Linked DNA regions of Homo sapiens: region 1 is linked to region 2. A link is an interaction called in ENCODE POLR2A ChIA-PET data of the cell type or tissue named here. Cell type or tissue: HepG2. All regions are shown on one strand. Links, peaks and the distances in the headings refer to the core of each region. The heading gives the core; the rest is flanking DNA.

Evidence for each region. Peaks named below come from ENCODE experiments on the same cell type or tissue, not always from the same donor. Only the 100,000 strongest peaks of a DNase experiment are listed, where the experiment ranks them.
Region 1: POLR2A ChIA-PET joins it to region 2 with 12 read pairs; 23 of 35 experiments call an interaction of 5 or more read pairs at or near these places.

The regions. Positions count from the first base shown.
Region 1 is chr17:7,160,119-7,169,919 of GRCh38, forward strand. It overlaps LOC124903911 (a long non-coding RNA gene), which reads left to right and starts at 8,951. Exons shown (of 2, transcript XR_007065601.1): 1 at 8,951-9,067. In HepG2, for the core only: a CTCF peak has its summit at 5,169 (motif pointing left); DNase peaks (open chromatin) are centred at 5,173 and 7,903.
Region 2 is chr17:7,043,974-7,053,702 of GRCh38, forward strand. It overlaps SLC16A11 (solute carrier family 16 member 11), which reads right to left and starts at 119. Exons shown (of 5, transcript NM_001370549.1): 1 at 1-119. It overlaps LOC124903909 (a long non-coding RNA gene), which reads left to right. Exons shown (of 2, transcript XR_007065598.1): 2 at 2,209-3,607. RefSeq lists enhancers at 2,808-2,877, 2,938-3,007, 3,078-3,127. In HepG2, for the core only: a CTCF peak has its summit at 1,982 (motif pointing right); DNase peaks (open chromatin) are centred at 1,978, 2,318 and 3,118; H3K4me3 peaks cover 1,308 bases.

The sequences.
Region 1 (9,801 bases), core at 821-8,820, 120 kb after region 2:
TTTCTGCTGGCTACTCTCACATGTTTAGTCTTCTAGATGAATTTAGGCTCATTTTGTCCAATTGCAAAAATACATTGCCCAGGAATTTTCATTTGCATAACCTTGAATTTATAGCTCAATCTAGGGAAACTTGACATCATAGCAATATGGAGACGTCATAGTCAAGTTGACTATATGAAGTATTTTTATGGCCTTCATTATAGTTGTTTTTTTGTTTTGTTTTTTTTTTTTGAGATGGAGTCTCGCTCTGTCGCCCAGGCTGGAGTGCAGTGGCGCCATCACTGCAAGCTCCGCCTCCCGGATTCGTGCCATTCTCCTGCCTCAGCCTCCCGAGTAGCTGGGACTACAGGCGCCCGCCACCACGCCTGGCTATTTTTTAAAATATTTTTAGTAGAGATGGGGTTTCACCGTGTTAGCCAGGATGGTCTCGATCTCCTGACCTCGTGATCCGCCCGCCTCGGCCTTCTAAAGTGCTGGGATTACAGGCGTGAGCCACCGCGCCCGGCCCATTAGAGTGTTATGGTTGTTCTCATCCACATCTCACACGTTTCTTCAGTTCATTCTTGGGTGTTTTATGGTTTGGTTGCTATTGTGCATTCCCAGATTCTTACTGGAGATTGGGTGTGGGGTCTTACAGTAGGCACCTCTGGTGTCCCACGTTGCACCCCCTTGACCCGCTGATTTCAGCCACAACAAAAGTAGACAGTTCCATCAGAACTCAACCAGGTCCTTGTGCTGAAAATACCCCTCCTCAAGCATGAGCCACACTCTCTGCCCCAGGGCTTTCTCTAGCACCAATAGAAGCTTGCTCAGCCAATACAGCACAGCTCAGACCTGCTGGGGAGTTCATGCCCACGGGGAATGGAAGCTGGTGGGTAAATCCTCCAGCCACCCCTCCTTCAGATCAACCATTCTGTATGCTTGGAGATGCTGGTGAGCCCCATCACCCAAAATGTGCAGCAGCCTTGACAATGCACCCCGATTGGGCTTGCCTCCTTCCCCGTCTCACTCCCTCCTCTTTTTCACTCCTGCTTTCTGGGATCAGCTCCCAAGAAAACTATCTTCCTCAAGTCCTTCTCTCAGGCTCTGCTTTTGGGAGACACCCAAACTAAGGCAGACCTCCTATGGGATTCTGGCTCATAGTGAGGCAATTGAGTTTTATAGGAGAATCACTTGAACCAGTTGGTTTCCCCATTGCCAAGAAATATCACACTCACTCTACATAGCTGTTGAGCAGAGCTGGGACCAGTCTGGCCTGGAGTAGACACACACCGCCCCCCCCACCCCACACACACACACACACGGGTCCTGCTGTAACCCTGCATTCTTCAGCCTTAGGTGTGGAACCTCTCTCTAATACCTCTAAGAAGCTTGTAACTCCTTCAAAGTACTGCAGTGTCCCCCTATCTGCCTCACCACAAATTCAGACTCCTCCCTTTATCCCCCAAGCACAGTTAACTTGAAGCAATAAAGAAGAAGATTCGGGCCAGGCCCAGTGGTTCGCACCTGTAATTCCAGAACTTTGGGAGGCCAAGGCGGGCGGATCACCTGAGGTCAGGAGTTCAAGACCAGCCTGGCCAACACGGTGAAACCGTGTCTCTACTAAAAATACAAAAAATTAGCCAGGCGTGGTGGCAGGCGCCTGTAATCCCAGCCACTCGGGAGGCTGAGGCAGGAGAATTGCTTGAACCTGGGAGGCGGAGGTTGCAGTGAGCCGAGATTGAGCCACTGCACTCCAGCCTGGGCGACAGAGTGGAACTCCATCTCAAAAAAAAAAAAAAAAAAAATTCTTACACATGACCTCCCAACTATTTCTACAAATTTGCATCATACACTCAAGACTCAATGTTCTGGGAGAGATTGCCAGGTGGGTGATACCCATGGCACATGCCACCCCCCTCCTGCTACACTGGGGGGTGGGGGAGAGATGAAGAATTCGGTTCTGTGGCTACTGGTGCCCCCTGAAGTATGCACATTATAAGGGGCTCTCTAAAATACAAATCATGAATGTTTACTATAATATTCTTTGCCCATTTCTCCAATGGGTTGTTGTTGTTTTTTTCTTGTCATTGTGTAGGGGTTCTTTATAGTCTGGATATTAATTAACTGTTATAAATATTGCAAATATTTCATCTAAGTCTATTGCTTTTTTTTTTTTTTTTTTTTAGACAGGGTCTCACTCTGTTGCCCAGGCTGGAGTGCAGTGGTGCAATCACGGCTCACTGCAGCTTTGACATTTCTTGGCTCAGGTGATCCTCCCACCTCAGCCTCCAGAGTAGCTGGGACTACAAGCACACGCCACCACGCCCAACTAATTTTTGTATTTCTTGCAGAGACAGGGTTGTTGCCCAGGCTGGTCTCGAACTCCTGAGCTCAAGTGATCTCCCTGCCTCAGCCTCCCAAAGTACTAGGATTACAGGCGTGAGCCACTGCACCTGGCCCCTCTTTTTTTTGTTTCTTACCATTTTTTTTCGTTGTTGAAGAAAGCATAAGTTGGCTGTAAAATCTTCCGCCTTCTGGATCTGACGGCATGCATGCCTGTGTGGATGTTCCCCTCCCACTGCATTTCCAATAAGCTGGTAGTTACTGCTAACCAGATTCAGTTCAAGGTTCTCTGACAACAACGTCGCGCAGGCGGTGCTGTGGCGTCCCTACCGCATCACAATAGTAAGTACATAGTGTCCGCAAATGTACAAAAACTGACCTCCTCCTTCCTCATCTTTTTATTCTGATTTTCTTCTCAGGATCGACCTTCAGAACTACTGTGACAATGAGTTCCTTCTCTTGATCCTGTGTTTAGTGGAAATATTTATCATCTCTCTCCATTAAGGGTGATGTCAGGTGTGGGAGTTGAGATGCACCTATGCGTTGCTCCTGCTGGACAGTGGTGAGGTGTGACTTGCTCCCATCCTCAGTTCCAGGCGCGCTCTCGGCCTCCATATGTTCAAGGCCCTTCCTTATTTTCATGTTTCCTCTTCATCCTCATTGCACCCTTGAATTCCCCTCCCTTCCTTAAGAACCCACTTGAGGCCAGGCACAGTGACTCATGCCTGTAATCTCAGCACATTAGGAGGCCAAGGTGGGAGGATCACCTGAGGTCAGGAGTTCGAGACCAGCCTGGACAACATGGCAAAACCCCATCCCTACTAAAAATACAAAATTAGCCGGGCGTGGTGGCAGGCACCTGTAAACCCAGCTACTCAGAAGGCTGAGGCAGGAGAATCACTTGAATCCAGGAGGCAGAGGTTGCAGTGAGCCAAGATCACGCCATTGCACTCCAGCCTGGGCAACAAGAGTAAAACTCTGTCTCAAAAAAAAAAAAAAAAAAAAAAAAAATCCATTTGAATAGGTTTGATGTATGTCCTTGAAAATAGCTGGATCCTGGAAAATTACAAAGTGGAGTTGTGTGCATAGGCTTTTGACATTAATCAATGTTGTCGTGTTCTAAACTGCATTCTGTTTTCTACTTCTCATTTAATGCTGATATTAGGTCTATTCATGTTGTTCTGTGTATATCTAGTCACTGTTTTTTGTTTTTGTTTTTTTTCGAGACGGAGTCTCACTCACTCTGTCACCCAGGCTGGAGTGCTCTGCCTCAGGCTTCCAAATAGCTAGGACTACAGGCTCCTGCCACCATGCCCGGCTGATTTTTTGTATTTTTAGTAGAGACGGGGTTTCCCCATATTGGTGAGGCTGGTCTCGAACTCCCAACCTCAGGTGATCCGCCTGCCTTGGCCTCCCAAAGTGCTGGGATTACAGGCGAGTCCTAAATGCTGGATAGTAGCCCATCAGACATGTTTCCCGCATTCTGCTCTCAGTAGGCACCCAGGCTGCCTCCAGCTCCTTGCTACCCAAACAGCACTGCAGTGAACATCTTCACAGTGCCCCATAATGGACCTGTCAGAGATTCTCTCTGGTGTATGTATCTGGAAGTAGGATTTTCAGGGATCATCTTTTTTTTTTTTTCGAGACGGAGTTTCACTCTTGTCACCCAGACTGGAGTGCAATGGCACAATCTTGGCTCACTGCAATCTCTGCTTCCTGGGTTCAAGCGATTCTCCTGTCTCAGCCTCCCAAGTGGCAAGGATTACAGGTGCCCGCCCCCAAGTCCAGCTAATTTTTGTTGTTACTGTTGTATTTTTAGTAGAGACGGGGTTTCACTGTGTTGACCAGGCTGGTCTAGAACTCTTGACCTGAAGTGATCCACCCACCTCGGCCTCCCAAAGTGCTGGGATTACAGGCATGAGCCACCATGCCCGGCCGATAATATGCATTTTTTTTTTTTTTTAGACAAAGTCTCCCTCTGTTGCCCAGGCTGGAGTGCAATGGCTCGATCTCGGCTCACTGCAACCTCCACCTCCCGAATTCAAGCGATTCTACTGCCTCAGCCTCCTGAGTAGCTGGGATTACAGGCGCACGCCACCATGCCCGGCTTATTTTGGTATTTTTAGTAGAGACAGGATTTCATCATGTTGGTCAGGCTGGTCTCGAACTCCTGACCTCATGATTCACCCGCCTCGGCCTCCCAAAGTGCTGGGATTACAGGCGTGAGCCATCGTGCCCGTCCTGATACTATGTATTCTTAATTCCAGTAAATATCTTGCAGAATGGCTATTCCAATTTATCCTCCCATCAGCAGCTTCTCCCACAACCTTGGCAGCAATTGACTTCCTCTTAATGTTTGTCAATTGGATGGGTGTAAACAGATGGCTCACTCGTGTTTGATTTCTCTAGTTAGTCACTAGTGATTGTAAACATGTCTTCATATGCACATTAGAACCCCAGGCTTCCTCATCTGTGAACTGCTTGTTTATACCTGATGCCACTTTTCCAATAGGTTTCCTGTGTATTTCTTCATCTTGGTCTCCTTCTGTGTTGAATGTCTTCCATTTGTCCTTCCAGATCCACACTCTATCCTTCTCCATGTTGTTCTGTGGCCTGGGAGGCTGAGCTGTATGACTGCATCAAATCGCTCCCTTGCCATCTGGCTTCCAGCCCTCTTCCAGGAAGAGAGGGAAGTGAGGATATTAACTCCCCGGCCCCTCCCTGTAGAGTGGCTGTGGGTTAGCTGCCCCCTGCAACTGAGTATCACAGCTCCTGTTGGGAGGCCCTCTCCCTGCGGTCCTGGAGGTGGTAACAGCTCCCCACTCTGGGATGCCTAGGTTCTTGCTCCATCTTGTGGCTTCCCTAAGCCTGTTCACACCTTTGCAGAGAGTCCCTATATTATGAAATCTTGCACTTACCCATTTTTGGGTGTGCCATCTGTTGCTTGCTGGGAGCCTACCTGATACATTGCTGTTGAACTGAAATTTATCATTTTCATGCAATTTCACAAATTTTTTTTGGCTTTTTGGAATGTGCTTCGGAGGCCTTATTTAACAAGCTCTTCAGCCGGGCGCGATGGCTCACACCTGTAATCCCAGCACTTTGGGAGGCCAAGGTGGGTGGATCATGAGGTCAGGAGATGGAGACCAGCCTGGCCAACAGGGTGAAACCCCGTCTCTACTAAAATTCGAAAAATTAGCTGGGCGTGGTGGCGCATGCCTGTATTCCCAGCTACTCAGGAGGCTAAGAAGGGGAATTGCTTGAACCTGGGAGGCAGAGGTTGCAGTGAGCCAAGATCACGCCACTGCTCTCCAGCCTGACGACAGAGCAAGACTCTGTCTCAAAAAAAAAAAAAAGAAGAAGAAGAAACCCTTCTATACTCTTAGTAGTATAGATTTTTCTTTCTTTCTTTTTTCCTACTAGTTCTGTAATTTTATGTTATATGTTTAGGTCTTCAATCTATCCAACATCCACCTTTGCCTGTGATGTTAGGTATGAATCCAGTTTTACTTATCTTCATAGAGTGAGCCAGTTTTCCCAATAATGTCTTTCTTCTACCAATTTGAGATGTTACCTTTATTGTATATTAAGTTCCCATGTAGGCACAGTTCTGTCTCTCGGCTCTTTATTCTATAACATTGGTTTATCCGTCTATTCTTGTATCATTACTGTGCTATTTTTATTACTATGGCTTTGTAATATATTTTAAAGTCTAATAAGGCTAGTTCCCCCTTCCTCCAATTTCTCCTTTTTTTCCCATATTGACTTTTATCTTGCCACATATATTTTTTTTAAAGTTGTTGCATTGCTTTTAAAAATCCAATTGAGGTCGGGCGCAGTGGCTCACTCCTCTAATCCCAGCACTTTGGGAGTTTGAGGCAGGTGGATCACTTGAGGTCAGGAGTTCAAGACCAGTCTGGCCAACACGGTGAAACCCCATCTCTACTAAAAATACAAAAATTAGCTGGACGTGGTGGCGGGCACCTGTACTCCCAGCTACTTGAGAGGCTGAGGCAGGAGAATCGCTTGAACCTGGAGGCGGAGGTTGCAGTGAGGTGAGATTACACCATTGTACTCCCACCTGGGTGACAGAGGGAGAATCCATCTCAAAAAGAAAATCAATTGAAATTTTATTTTTATTGCGTTGAATGTATATGTTAATTTGGAAAGAATTTAAGTTTCTTCTTGTATGTTCTTCATGTGTTATTGTGGTGATAGACTAATACACCTGCCGAAGCCTCTTATTAGGTCGAATTGTTTGTTTGTTTGTTGATGGTGTTGATTTTCTGTATAGGTGAGCATATTGTTTTATCTCTTCCTTTCCAATTCTTACAACTTTTAATGTCTTTTTCTGTCTTGTGCAGTTTGGCTACCATGCCCAGGATGATGCTGAACAGCAATAATAGCACTATAACGGAGGCTTCTAATTACCCCTAATACCAATTATCCCCTTCTTGCTACACCAGAGGTCCAGAAACATCTCCTATAAAGGGCCAGATAGCAAGTATTTTAGGCTTACCAGGTCATACAGTCTTTATCATAACTACTCAATTCTGCTGTTGCTGTGGTCATAAATGACATGTAAACAAACAGGCATGGCTGTGTTCCGATAAAACTTTATTTACAGGCCGGGATCCGTGGCTCATTCCTGTAACCCAGCACTTTGGAGGCGAAGGCGGGTAGATCACTTGAGCACAGGAGTTCAAGACCAGCCTGAGCAACATGGTGAAACCCCGTCTCTACAAAAAAATACAAAAATTAGCAGGGTATGGTGGCTTGCGCCTGTAATCCCAGCTACTTGGGAGGCTGAGGCAAGAGGATCACTTGAGCCTGGAAGGCAGAGGCTGCAGTGAGTCAAGATCCAGAGGCTGCAGTGAGTCAAGATCACGCCGCTGCACTCCAGCCTGGGCGACAGAGCCAGACCTTGTTGCAAAAAAAAAAAAAAAAAAAAAAAAAAAAAACTGGCCAGGTGTGGTGGCTCACACCTGTAATCCCAACACTTTGGGAGGCTGAGATGGGCAGATCACCTGAGGCCAGGAGTTCGAGAACAGTCTGGCGAACATGGTGAAACCCCGTCTGTACTAAAAAAAAAAAAAAAAGAAAAAATACAAAACATTAGCCGGGCATAGTGGTGCACGTCTGTAATCCCAGCTACTTGGGAGGCTGAGGCACGAGAACTGCTTGAACCTGAGAGGTAGAGGTTACAGTGAGCCGAGATTGTGCCATTGCACTTCAACCTGGGCAACGGAGAGAGACTCCGTCTCAGAAAAAAAAAAAAAAATAGAAAAAGAAAGCTTTATTTACAGAAGCAGGTGAGGGCCAAAGTTTACTGACTCCTTCTCTACAAAATAGAATCCTGTGTTTTTAGCAAGAATGTGGCCTCATGGAATAAAGTTCATTTCTCAGCCCCATTTGCAGCTATCTGTGGCCCTGGGACTAATTCTGATCAAAGAGATATAAAGTGAAGTGATGGAAGTGTCTGCATAGACAGAGAGAGAATGCGCCATTCTCCTTCCCTTTTCCCCTTTCTCTTGTCCGGAATGTGTCATAACAGGAGGGGCAGACATCTTGGAACATGTGATGGAAGCCACAGATTGAAACGATGGAGCAACAACGTAGAAACAGCTAGAGTCCAGAAAGATTTCATCATAAATCAGAGCTGAACTTTTGCTGAGTGTTTTTTCTGCATTGTGTAATTGTTTTCTTTTGTACACATTTAATCTATTTTTCTGTACTCTCTAAATCTATTATATTAACAGATTTTTCTTATGTTAAATCATCTTTGAATTCTTGGCATCTATACTACTTGAACATGTTACCTTTTTTATTTTTTATTTTTTGTTTTTTGTTTTTGTTCTTGTTTTTTGTTTTTGAGATGAGTCTGGCTCTATCGCCCAGGCTGGAGTGCAGTGGCGCGATCTCGGCTCACTGCAAGCTCTGCCTCCCGGGTTCACGCCATTCTCCTGCCTCAGCCTCCTGAGTAGCTGGGACTACAGGCACCCGCCACCACACCCGGCTAATTTTTTGTATTTTTAGTAGAGACGGGGTTTCACCATGTTAGCCAGGATGGTCTCAATCTCCTGACCTCATTATCTTCCCACCTCGGCCTCTCAAAGTGCTGGGATTACAGGCGTGAGCCACCACACCTGGCCATGTTATCTTTTTTAATGCTGCATTTGATTTGATAGGCTAATATCTGATAAAAGAATTTTAGGCCGGGCATGGTGTCTCGTGCCTGTAATCCCAATACTTGAGGGCGGATCCAAGCAGGCGGATCACTTGAGGCCAGGAGTTCGAGACCAGCTTGGCCAACATGGCAAAACCCCATCTCTACTAAAAACACAAAAATTGGCTGAGCATGGTGGCTCATGCCTGCATTCCCAGCACTTTGGGAGGCCGAGGCGGGTGGATCATAAGGTCAGGAGTTCAAGACCAGTGTAGGGAGACCCCCTAAAACTATTGCTATGGAATAAAGATGAAATGCTCCTAATTATTGTAAATACAAAATTGCATGCAGAATTGTGTAAAGACAATGCCAGGTTGGGCTGCCAGAATGAGCCAACAGCGCATGATGTGCTTCCCCCTGCAGAAAGCCTATAAACGGACATGCAGTCAGGGAGGTTTCATATCTCCCAGATTCCTATCCCAGAAAAGCAGATGTTCATAGCTCTGGGAGTGGAATGCGACCCTTGTGGAGAGCCTATAAACGGACGCATGAAGGGCACCTGTTCATATGGATAAGGTAGGGTTATAAATGCCCTTATCTTGCCACGGCTCTTCTAGGCCTCTTTAGGGTTAAGGCATACTCCCTTCTGAGAATTTTTGGTCTAACTGGTTGTCTAGCTTCACATCCTGTTTCTATGGATTGTTTGTAACCAGCTTTTGCTGCAACTGTTACTGCTGATTAATATCTTGCTAATCATAGGTTAGGGATAGACTGTGTTTCTGTTTTAAGGCTCTGTTAGAAATTGCTGACGCACACACTATATTGTATATTCTTATCTCTGTACACTGTACTTCTGCATACTGATGTTATGTTAAAGAATTACTTCATCCCCAATGTGACCATCTCACCTCATAATCAAACGACCCTAAATCCCTCACTAACCTACCCCCACCCTCACTAAACTTCATAACAAATGCTGGTATATCCAGTGCATTGGCGGCATCACAGGACCAAAAGGCGGTGACGCCCCTGGACCCAGCTTTCACTATCTTGTGTGTGTCTTTTATTTCTCAACCTGCCAATCCACCTGGGAACAAAGAAAGAGCCATTGCGGGCTGCATTGCAATGCGTTGCAACTGCGGGCTGCTGGCCAGATCCCGCAATAGACCAGCCTGGCCAACATAGTGAAACCCTGTCTCTACTAAAAATACAAAAAATTAACCAGGCTTGGTGGTGGGCACCTGTAATCCTAGCTACTTGGGAGGCTGAGGCAGGAGAATCACTTGAACTTGGGAGGCAGAGGTGCAGCG
Region 2 (9,729 bases), core at 1-8,000:
GCGAGCTGAAACAGCCAATCCGGCAAGCCGCGCGTGAGGCCAGACGCCAGTCCCACGGGGATTGAATTATGTACACACACAACCCCCAGGCCCGGGGGAGGGGGGAGCGGCGAGAAATGAATGCAGAGGGGCCCTGCCCTACTCACACGCATGCACCTGCCGCCTGCTGCGCGCAGGGGAGACACGTGGATTGCAAACCCCAGCGAGCCCAGGGTCCACCGCCAACGCGTGGAAATAGGGATGGTCCCCAAAACCTGAGGGGATGAGTAGTTTTGTTCTCAGGAACGTTGCCGAGGACCAGGTAAATCTCGGATATCAATCAGATCACAGACCTCCACCAAGTGCCAGCTCTGTGCTTAGAATAACAGACCCCCAGGCCGGGCGCGGTGCAAGCCTGTAATCCCAGCACTTTGGGAGGCCGATGTGGGTGAATCACCTGACGTCAGGAGTTCGAGGCCAGCCTGACCAACATGGCGAAACACCATATCTACTAAAAATACAAAAAAAATTAGCCGGGTGTGGTGGCGGGCGCCTGTAGTCCCAGCTACTTGGGAGGCTGAGGCGGGGAATCGCTTGAACCCGGGAGGCAGAAGTTGCAGTGAGCCAAGATCATGCCACTGCACTCCAGCCTGGGTGACAGAGAAAGACTCTGTCTCAAAAATAAATAAATAAACAAAAATAAAATAAATAAAATAAAATAACAGGTCCTCAAGGACAGAGGGATGAAACACGACTCCCTCAATGTGAAGACCTGCAGTGTACCAGGCACCGTTTACACATGCTATCACTTCATCTTATGATAACCCTATGAAGAAGGTGTCGCTTTTCTTTTTTTTTTTTTTTAGATGGAGTTTCACTCTGTAGCCCAGGCTGGAGTACAGTGGCGAGATCTCGGCTCATTGCAACCTCTGCCTCCTAAGTTCAAGCCATTCTCCTGCCTCAGCCTCCTGAGTAGCTGGGATTACGGGCGCCTGCCACCACTCCCAGCTAATTTTTGTATTTTTTAGTAGAGATGGGGTTTCGCCATGTTGGCCAGGCTGGTCTGGAACTCCTGACCTCAGATGATCCGCCCACCTCGGCCTCCCAAAGTGCTGGGATTACAGGAGTGAGCCAACGCGCCTGGCCGATGTCGTGCCTCTTTTATAGATGCAGTAACTGAAGCTCTCAGGGAAAAAATGGTATGGATATTTGAATTTAGGTCTGTCCAACTGTGGACCTACAAGGAGAACAATCCCAGGACTGAAACAAAATCTGGCACAGTTAAGGGAAAGATCCTGGATACAGCTTGAAGCAAACTGCCCTGGAAAGGGTGGAACCATTGCAGGGACAGAAAACTTATGAGTCTAAAATAAGGGGTCACTGGGAATAGAAAGGATTCTTGAGATCAGAATCTCTAAACACTTAGGTTAGAATTTTATTTTTTATTATGTATGTATGTATGTATGTATGTATGTATGTATGTATGTATGTGTGTGTGTATTTATTTATAGAGACAGGGTCTTGTCCAGGCTGAAGTGTAGTACTGCCATTATGGCTCACTGCAGCCTCCACCTCCCAGGCTCAAGCAATACTCCACCTCAGCCTCCCGAGTAGCGAGGACTACAGGCTCCACACCACCATGCCTGGCTAAATTTGTTCATTTTTTTTGTAGAGAGGGGGTCACAGCATGTTGCACAGGCTGGTCTCAAGCTCCTGGACTTAAGCAATCCTTCCACCTCGGACTCCCAAAGTGCTGGGATTACAGTCTACCATGCCTGGCCAGGTTACAATTTTAAAAGCAAAGTAAAAAATCAGGTCATTGAAGCCAGGTATTGATTTTTTGAAAAACTTTATAGAAAATGTCCTTTTTTGATAGGTTGACATTCTTTACCTCAGCTCTTTGAATTCAGAGATGTGTTCTTTGGTTTAATTATTAAACAATATGATAGAACATTCAGCAACTTAAGTTTGGAGCATGCATCCATTGAGCCACATGATGGCAGTGTTTCCTAATTATTGGGAAAGAATCTGCACGTAAAGACAAGAAAAACAGCTTCTTAAGGAGCAAAACTGTAAACATAAAAGACACAGCATGACTATAGGCAATGGCTCTCCATTGCCTATAGACGGGAAAAATTACATTTCTCTATTTGTACAGGTCTTTTACAATAATCAAAGGTAGACCTAGGTTACCGTTCCAAACCATCTCCCCTCTCTCCCTTTTGCCAGCCTCCCATCAGCCACTGTCTTCTCTGCTCTGTGGACATGCCTAGCTTTTTCTCACTCCTTAATTTTTGCATATGTCATGCTCTCTGCTTGAAACGTCCTGTTGTTCATGAAGGTCCTGACAGACACACCTTAGGAAAGTGGCCCCACCGGTTTCCCCAGCCTGGAGTGCTGTTATGAAAGCCACCAGGGAGGCGGAGCCAGCAGGTCCTCAGCTACCGGGGAGGGCAGGGATCCCGCTTCCTGAGAAGGCTGCTGAAGACTCTGCTCCAAGCTAAACGAATCACTGTCTCCCCATGGTGACGCAGAAATGCAGGACAGTCAGAGCGAAGACCGGGCCCTCCGCATCTGGGAGTTGTGCTAAGTGATGCTGCGCACCTTCGCAGGATGCTTACGAAGCCAGAAGGGTATCCCAGAGCCTGGGACTAGGGCTGTGAAAGAGCACATTCCTCTTCTACCTCAGGCTCCCTATATTCTTAGCAAAACTTGTCATCTTTTGCTCACGGAGGTAAAATAGCACAGAGATTAGGAGAATGGACTCCCAAGCTAGATTTCTTGAGGTTGAATGCCAGCTCTACTGTAGGGTCTAGCCCTACGGGGCTTGGCGGGTGTTTTCCCCGTGTGCGGAGATGAGAGATTGTAACAAATAAAGACACAAGCCAAAGAGATAGAAGAAAAGACGCTGGGCCCTGGGAACCACTACCATCAAGACGCGGAGACCGGTAGTGGCCCCGAACGGCTGGTTGCGCTGATATTTATTGCATACAAGACAAGGGGGCAGGGTAAGGAGGGTGAATCTTCTAAGTGATTGACAAGGTGCAGCAAGTCACGTGATCACAGGACGGGAGGGCCCTTCCCTTTTAGGTAGCCGAAGTAGAGACAGAAGGCAGCATACGTCAGCGTTTTCTTCTATGCACTGATAAGAAAGATCAAAGACTTTAGACTTTCACTATTTCATCTACCGCTCTGTACTACGAACTTCAAAGAGGAACCAGGAGTACGGGAGGAACATGAAAGTGGACAAGGAGCGTGAGCATTGAAGCACAGCCCCACAGGGAGGGGTTTAGGCCTCCGGATGACTGCGGGGAGGCCTGGATAATATCCAGCCTTCCACAAGAAGCTGCTGGAGCAGAGTGTTCCCTGACTCCTCCAAGGAAAGGACACTCCTTTTCGCGATCTGCTAAGTGATGGGTGTCTTCCCAGGCACTAGCGTTACCGCTTGACCAAGGAGCCCTCAAGCGGCCCTTATGCGAGCGTGACAGAAGGTTCACCTCTTGCCTTCTAGGTCACTTCTCACAATGTCCCTTCATCACCTGACCCTATACCTGCCGGTTATTCGTAGGTTATATTAGTAATGCAACAAAAAGTAATATTAAAAGCTAATGATTAATAATGTCTATAATAATGATTGATAATTGTCCATGATCATCTCTATATCTCATTTGTATTATGACTATTTTTATTCTATTTTCTTTATTACACTGAAACAGTTTGTGCCTTCAGTCTCTTGCCTCGGCATCTACGTAATCTTTCGCCCACACTCTACCACTTAGTAACTATATGATTATGAGCAAGTGTGACTCAACCTCTCTGTGCCTCGGTTTCCTCATCTCTACAATGGGGGTAATAACAGTAGCTACCTGATGGGTTGTTATAAGAATTAAATGAGTCACTGTGAATACACATATAAGTAAGGAACTTAGAACAGTGCCAAAGTATACGTGTTAGAGCTCATTGCCGCTATTTTCTTTCTTTTTTTTTTTTTTTCTTTTTTTTTTGAGACAGAGTCTTGCTCTATTGCCCAGGCTGGAGTGCAGTGGTACAATCTAGGTTCACCACAACCTCTGCCTCCCAGGTTCAAGTGAATTCTCCAGCCTCAGCCTCCCAGGTAGCTGAGATTACAGGTGCCCGCCACCACACTCAGCTAATTTTTTTGTATTTTTATTAGAGACGGGGTTTCACCATATTTGCCAGGCTGGTTTTGATCTCCTGACCTTAAGTAATCCACCTACCTCAGCCTCCCTTAGTGCTGGGATTACAGGTGTGAGCCACCGCGCTCAGCCTCCATTGCCGCTATTGCTGTGAGTTGAGGAACCTGGCTGGACCTAACAGCACGGCAGCCCTTTCCCACCTGGCTACCTCTGCCCATGCCTCAAGGTCAAGGCACCACATTGCCCTGGTAAGTTCTCAGTAGAGCCACATGGGTTAGAAAATGTGAATGGCTATAAAGAGATTCAATGGAAATTTCTGCTTTTCTTCTTTCTTTTCCCTTAGCATTTTCCAAAGTTTGTGTGAAAATGCTGGTCTCCCTGCCTTAACTCTAAAAACAAAAGAGAAGGCCGGGCGCAGTGGCTCACACCTGTAATCCCAACACTTTGGGACGCCAAGGCAGGTGGATTACCTGAGGTCGGGAGTTCAAGACCAGCCTGACCAACATGAAGAAACCCCGTCTCTACTAAAAATCCAAAATTAGCCAGGCGTAGTGGCAGGCGCCTGTAATCCCAGCTACTCGGGAGGCTGAGGCAGGAGAATTGCTTGAACCTGGGAGGCAGAGGTTGCCGTGAGCCGAGATCGCGCCATTGCACTCCAGCCTGGGCAACAAGAGCAAAACTCCATCTCAAAAATAAAAATAAATAAAAAATAATAGAGAAGAAAAAAGTCAAAATAAGTTTTATTCATTCAGTCCTTCATACAAAATATTTATAGACAGCTACCGCGTGCCAGCTGCTATGCTTAGGGTTCGGGATACAAATGTGAATAAGATATAGTCTCTCCCCTCCCAGCCCCACAATCAAATCAGAGGATCATCACATAAAGAAAAGAATTCTCAGCACAAGGACGGGGACACATACACCGTAGAGTGGTGCATGGGAAGAACTGACTCATTCCTCTTAGGACTGCTGGGAGGCTTCACAGAAGAGGAGCCCCTTGGGCTGGGTCTTGAAGGATGAGTAGGAGTTTGCCAGATGGATCTGTGGGCAGGGGCGTTCCAGGCAAAGGAAGCAGCTTGTGGAAAATCACAAAGGCATGAACCAGCTTGGCACATTGTTTATTGTTTGGGGAGCTATAAATAGCCGCTGTGTGGAGAACCGAGCATGTGTAGGAGGATAATGTAGGATTAAGCTGCTGGGCAGAGGGTCCCGTCTGAAAGGCCTTGAAGGCCAGGCTAAGGATATTCCTCCAGAGGCTGATACTACTCCAAAATGTCCAATGAAGTAGCACTCACTAATACTCACTAATAATGGAAGCTGAATACAGAGGAGAGATGAGTCATGCCACAATCAGAGGCGCAAGGAGAGTTCGCCTTTTGCATGTGGGAAATTTCTTTGAAATATCTTGTTTTATGTTAAAAATTCATGCAGAATTTTTCATTCTACTTTTTTTGTTTGTTTGTTTGTTTTTGTTTTGTTTTGTTTTGTTTTTGAGACCGAGTCTCTCTCTGTTGCCCAGGCTGGAGTGCAGTGGCACAATCTCGGCTCACTGCAAGCTCGGCCTCCCGGGTTCAGGCCATTCTCCTGCCTCAGCCTCCCGAGTAGCTGGGACTACAGGCACCCACCACCACGCCCGGCTAATTTTTTGTATTTTTAGTAGAGACGGGGTTTCACTGTGTTAGCCAGGATGGTCTCGATCTCCTAACCTCGTGATCTGCCCGCCTCGGCCTCCCAAAGTGCTGGGATTACAGGCGTGAGCCACTGTGCCCAGCCCGATTTCTGGAATTCTCACACACAAAGATGCCAAAGGTGAGTGATGAATCACTGAATGAGAGAAACATTGAACAAAGGAGTCATTGAATGAGTGGACTCCGTGCCTGGTGCTCCACAGAATGCAGCAGTGGTACAGGAAAGAGTCGCAGATGGACCAAACCACGAAGGCCTGCCCATGTGGGGACAGCCCTCAAAGCAGATGCTGAGCTAGATGAAGTCTATAGGGAGATCGTAAAAGAGTGTCAAGCATGGCACATCATTTGCTTTGGGGACCACAGGATCTGGGAATGCGTCCATGTTTGCAAACTCTAAAACTGCTCTGGGGCTTTTTCATGGGAACTCCTGCCGGAGGTTCTCGGGGCCTCTGGAGTCTGCAGCCTCAGGGAAGCCCTGAACTAAGCCCCTCTATTTCCCAGCACCCCCACCAAGGGGCTCCCGCTGCAGAAGGTGGACAGGGAGGGAGGCGGGCAGGCAAGAGTGAGTGGCGTTACCCACAGGAAACATTCCTCTATTTGGGGTGCTCAGAAATATGAGGCTCTACACTGCTTGGCTCAGCTGATCTTGGGTTGTTTTTTGAGACTGATTTTCACTCTTGTTGCCCAGGCTGGAATGCAATGGCATGATCTCGGCTCACCACAATCTCAGCCTCCCGGGTTCAAGCGATTCTCCTGCCTCAGCCTCCCAAGTAGCTGGGATTACAGGCATGTGCCACCACGCCTGACTAATTTTGTATTTTTAGTAGAGATGGGGTTTCTCCATGTTGGTCAGGCTGGTCTCGAACTCCCAACCTCCAGTGATCCGCCTGCCTCAGCCTCCCAAATTGCTGGGATTACAGGCATGAGCCACTGCGCCTGGCCTGGGTTTCTAAGACCTAATAGAGCTGCCTCTCACCCCTCACCCCCCAGAATGCCCTCTTCCCTGGATCACCCAGAGACCAGGCCGTGGAAAGTCAGCGTAGATCTAAAGCCCACACCAGGGCCTGGAAAAGTGGGAGAAGCACACGACCTGCAGAGGGGATAAGGACACAAAGGTCAGGGTTTGTGGCTCAGGGCCAGGTAGCACGTCGCTGAGATGCTCTGAAATGGGGAGTGGGTCATTGAAGCAGGAGGCCAGGGGCTCCTTGTGTATCGGGAACAAGTCTGCTTGGACGACCATATCAACTGGAAGAAGGGAGATGGAGCCGAGTCTCCTGAGCCTTCCTTGTGTGGGGACTGAGACTGCGGTAGGACTTTGCTGAGTCTGAGGCTGTGGGGAAGCTGGTAATAGGGTTGAGGGGGCACAGATGAGACAGAGCTAAGGCTGGAGCTGGATTGGAGCCAAGGCCTTGGATGGGCTGGGAATCCTACCTCACATTACTCTTCTTTCTTTCTCTTTCTTTCTTTCTTTCTTTTTTTGAGACAGAGTCTCACTCTGTCACCCAGGTTGGAGTGCAGTGGCATGATCTCGGCTCACTGCAACCTCCACCTCCCAGGTTCAAGCAATTCTCCTGCCTCAGCCTCCCAAGTAGCTGGGATTATAAGAGCTCACCACCACGTCCGGCTAATTTTTGTGTTTACATTACTCCTTTCTTATACCCTCTACCAAATCTGTCTCCAGTGCCTTTTCCAATCCAGGCCTCATCCCTTCCCTCTGTCGTCACCATCCCCTTCCCACCCTATTACATGTTGGGGGTCTGGAGGACCTGATTCCTGGGTCTCTCTGGACAGCCCAGAATCCAGGACAGGGGATCAGGGACAGTAGGGGAAAGTGCCCAGCTAAAGGCTCTGCACCTGGTCTGTGTCTAAATCTCCAAACGTGTTTTATTTTGTTTTGTTTTGTTTTTTTGAGACGGAGTCTCGCTCTGTTGCCCAGGCTGGAGTGCAATGGTGTGATCTTGGCTCACTGCAACCTCTGCCTCCCGGGTTCAAGTGATTCTCCTTCCTCAGCCTCCCAAGTAGCTGGGATTACAGGTGCCCGCCACCATGCCTGGCTAATTTTTGTATTTTTAGTAGAGATGGGGTTTCACCATGTTGGCCAGGCTGGTCTCAAACTCCTGACCTCAGGTGGTCCGCCCACCTCAGCCTCCCAAAGTGTTAGGATTACAGGCGTGAGCCACCGTGCCCAGCCTAAATGTGTCTTACCTGGCATATTCTATTAACAGTCTGGGACTTTGGCCAACATCTGTATCAAAGTTGTGAGTCGTAAGCCATGGGCACTAACTCTGACTTATTTAAGGAAAGAAATGATTTATTACAGGATACTGCGTAGTTCACAAAATCACCAAGAAACCTACAGAGCCAAGATTGGCAGAAGCAGAGGCCACGAGCCTATAATGGGTTGCTAAAGCCGCTGTTATCACCACAGGACACTAGATGTCGCTGCTGGCAGCCCTCTGTGACCACTGGGCCTGGAAACAGCTGCTGCTCCTCGGACGTGTTCTCTGCTTCTGGGCCCTCAAATCTAAGTCCAGTGATCCTGACCACCGGAACCTAGGCCACGTGCTTTCATCCTAGCTGGAAGGGGTGGCAGGAAGAGTGAGAACCTAGTGCTTTCAGTGTCTATAGACAGATGGGTTCTGCCTCCCTTCAAAAATAATAAGGTGGGCCTGGGCACGCGGTGGCTCACGCCTGTAATCCCAGCACTTTGGGAGGCCGAGGCAGGTGGATCACCTGAGGTCAGGAGTTTGAGACCAGCCTGGCCAATATCGCAAAACCCCACCTCTACTAAAAGTACAAAAATTATCCAAATGTGGTGGCACGCATCTGTAATCCCAGCTACTTGGGAGGCTGAGGTGGGAGAATCGCTTGAACCAGGGAGGCAGAGGTTGCAGTGAGCTGAGATCGCGCCACTGCATTCCAGCCTGGATGATGGGGTGAGACTCCATCTCAAAAAAAAAACTAATAATAATAAGGTGGAAATTTTCTTAAAGGCTTCAGATGCAAGAAGGCCAAAAATATCCTAAAACTGTGTAAGCCCAACTAAAATGGATTATTAGAATAGGAATGAGAATCCAATCGGACCTGGTGATTTTTTTTTTTTTTTTTTTTTTTTTTTGAGATGGAGTCTCCTCTGTCGCCCAGGCTGGAGTGCAGTGGCACGATCTCGGCTTACCACAACCTCCGCCTCCCGGGTTCCAGCGATTCTCCTGCCTCAGCCTCCTGAGTAGCTGCGACTACAGGCACCCGCCACCATGCCCGGCTAATTTTTGTATTTTTAGTAGAGACGGGGTTTCACCATATTGGCCAGGCTGGTCTCGAACTCCTGACCTCGTGATCCACCCACCTCGGCCTCCCAAAGTGCTGGGATTACAGGCATGAGCCACTGTGCCCAGCCAGACCTGGTGAGTTATTAAAAGCACAGTCCCTGAGTTCCGACTCCCACCATTTCCAGGCATCTATAAAAAGGGGGCAATGCTTCAAAGGATTGTTGGTGAGACTTCAGTGAAGTAAAGCTTGGGAAGGACCCAGCACAACTCCAGGCACAGGGCAGGCGTCCTACAAATGTAGGTTCCCATCCATTTCATTCCATCCCATTTTCTAGCCACCGGTAGCCACCCTTTCATCTCTACGCCAGTCCAATTCTACTCCAAGTCACTATGCCCCTCCTGTCTGGATTTGTGAGGGGCAGTCAGACCAGAAGGGGCCAGAAGGTGATATTTGTCATCTCCCTGCTGCTATACCAACCTCTCAGCTACCTGAGTTTTTTGGGTCCCTTTGTCTGCCTTCCCAGCCTCAGCCTGAGACCTGGGCATCTGACTTGAAGGATGCAGGCTCTTAGTGGACATGGTAACCCACATCAGCCCTTAGGGCTGCAGCAGCCCTGCCTGGCCAGAGTCTCTACC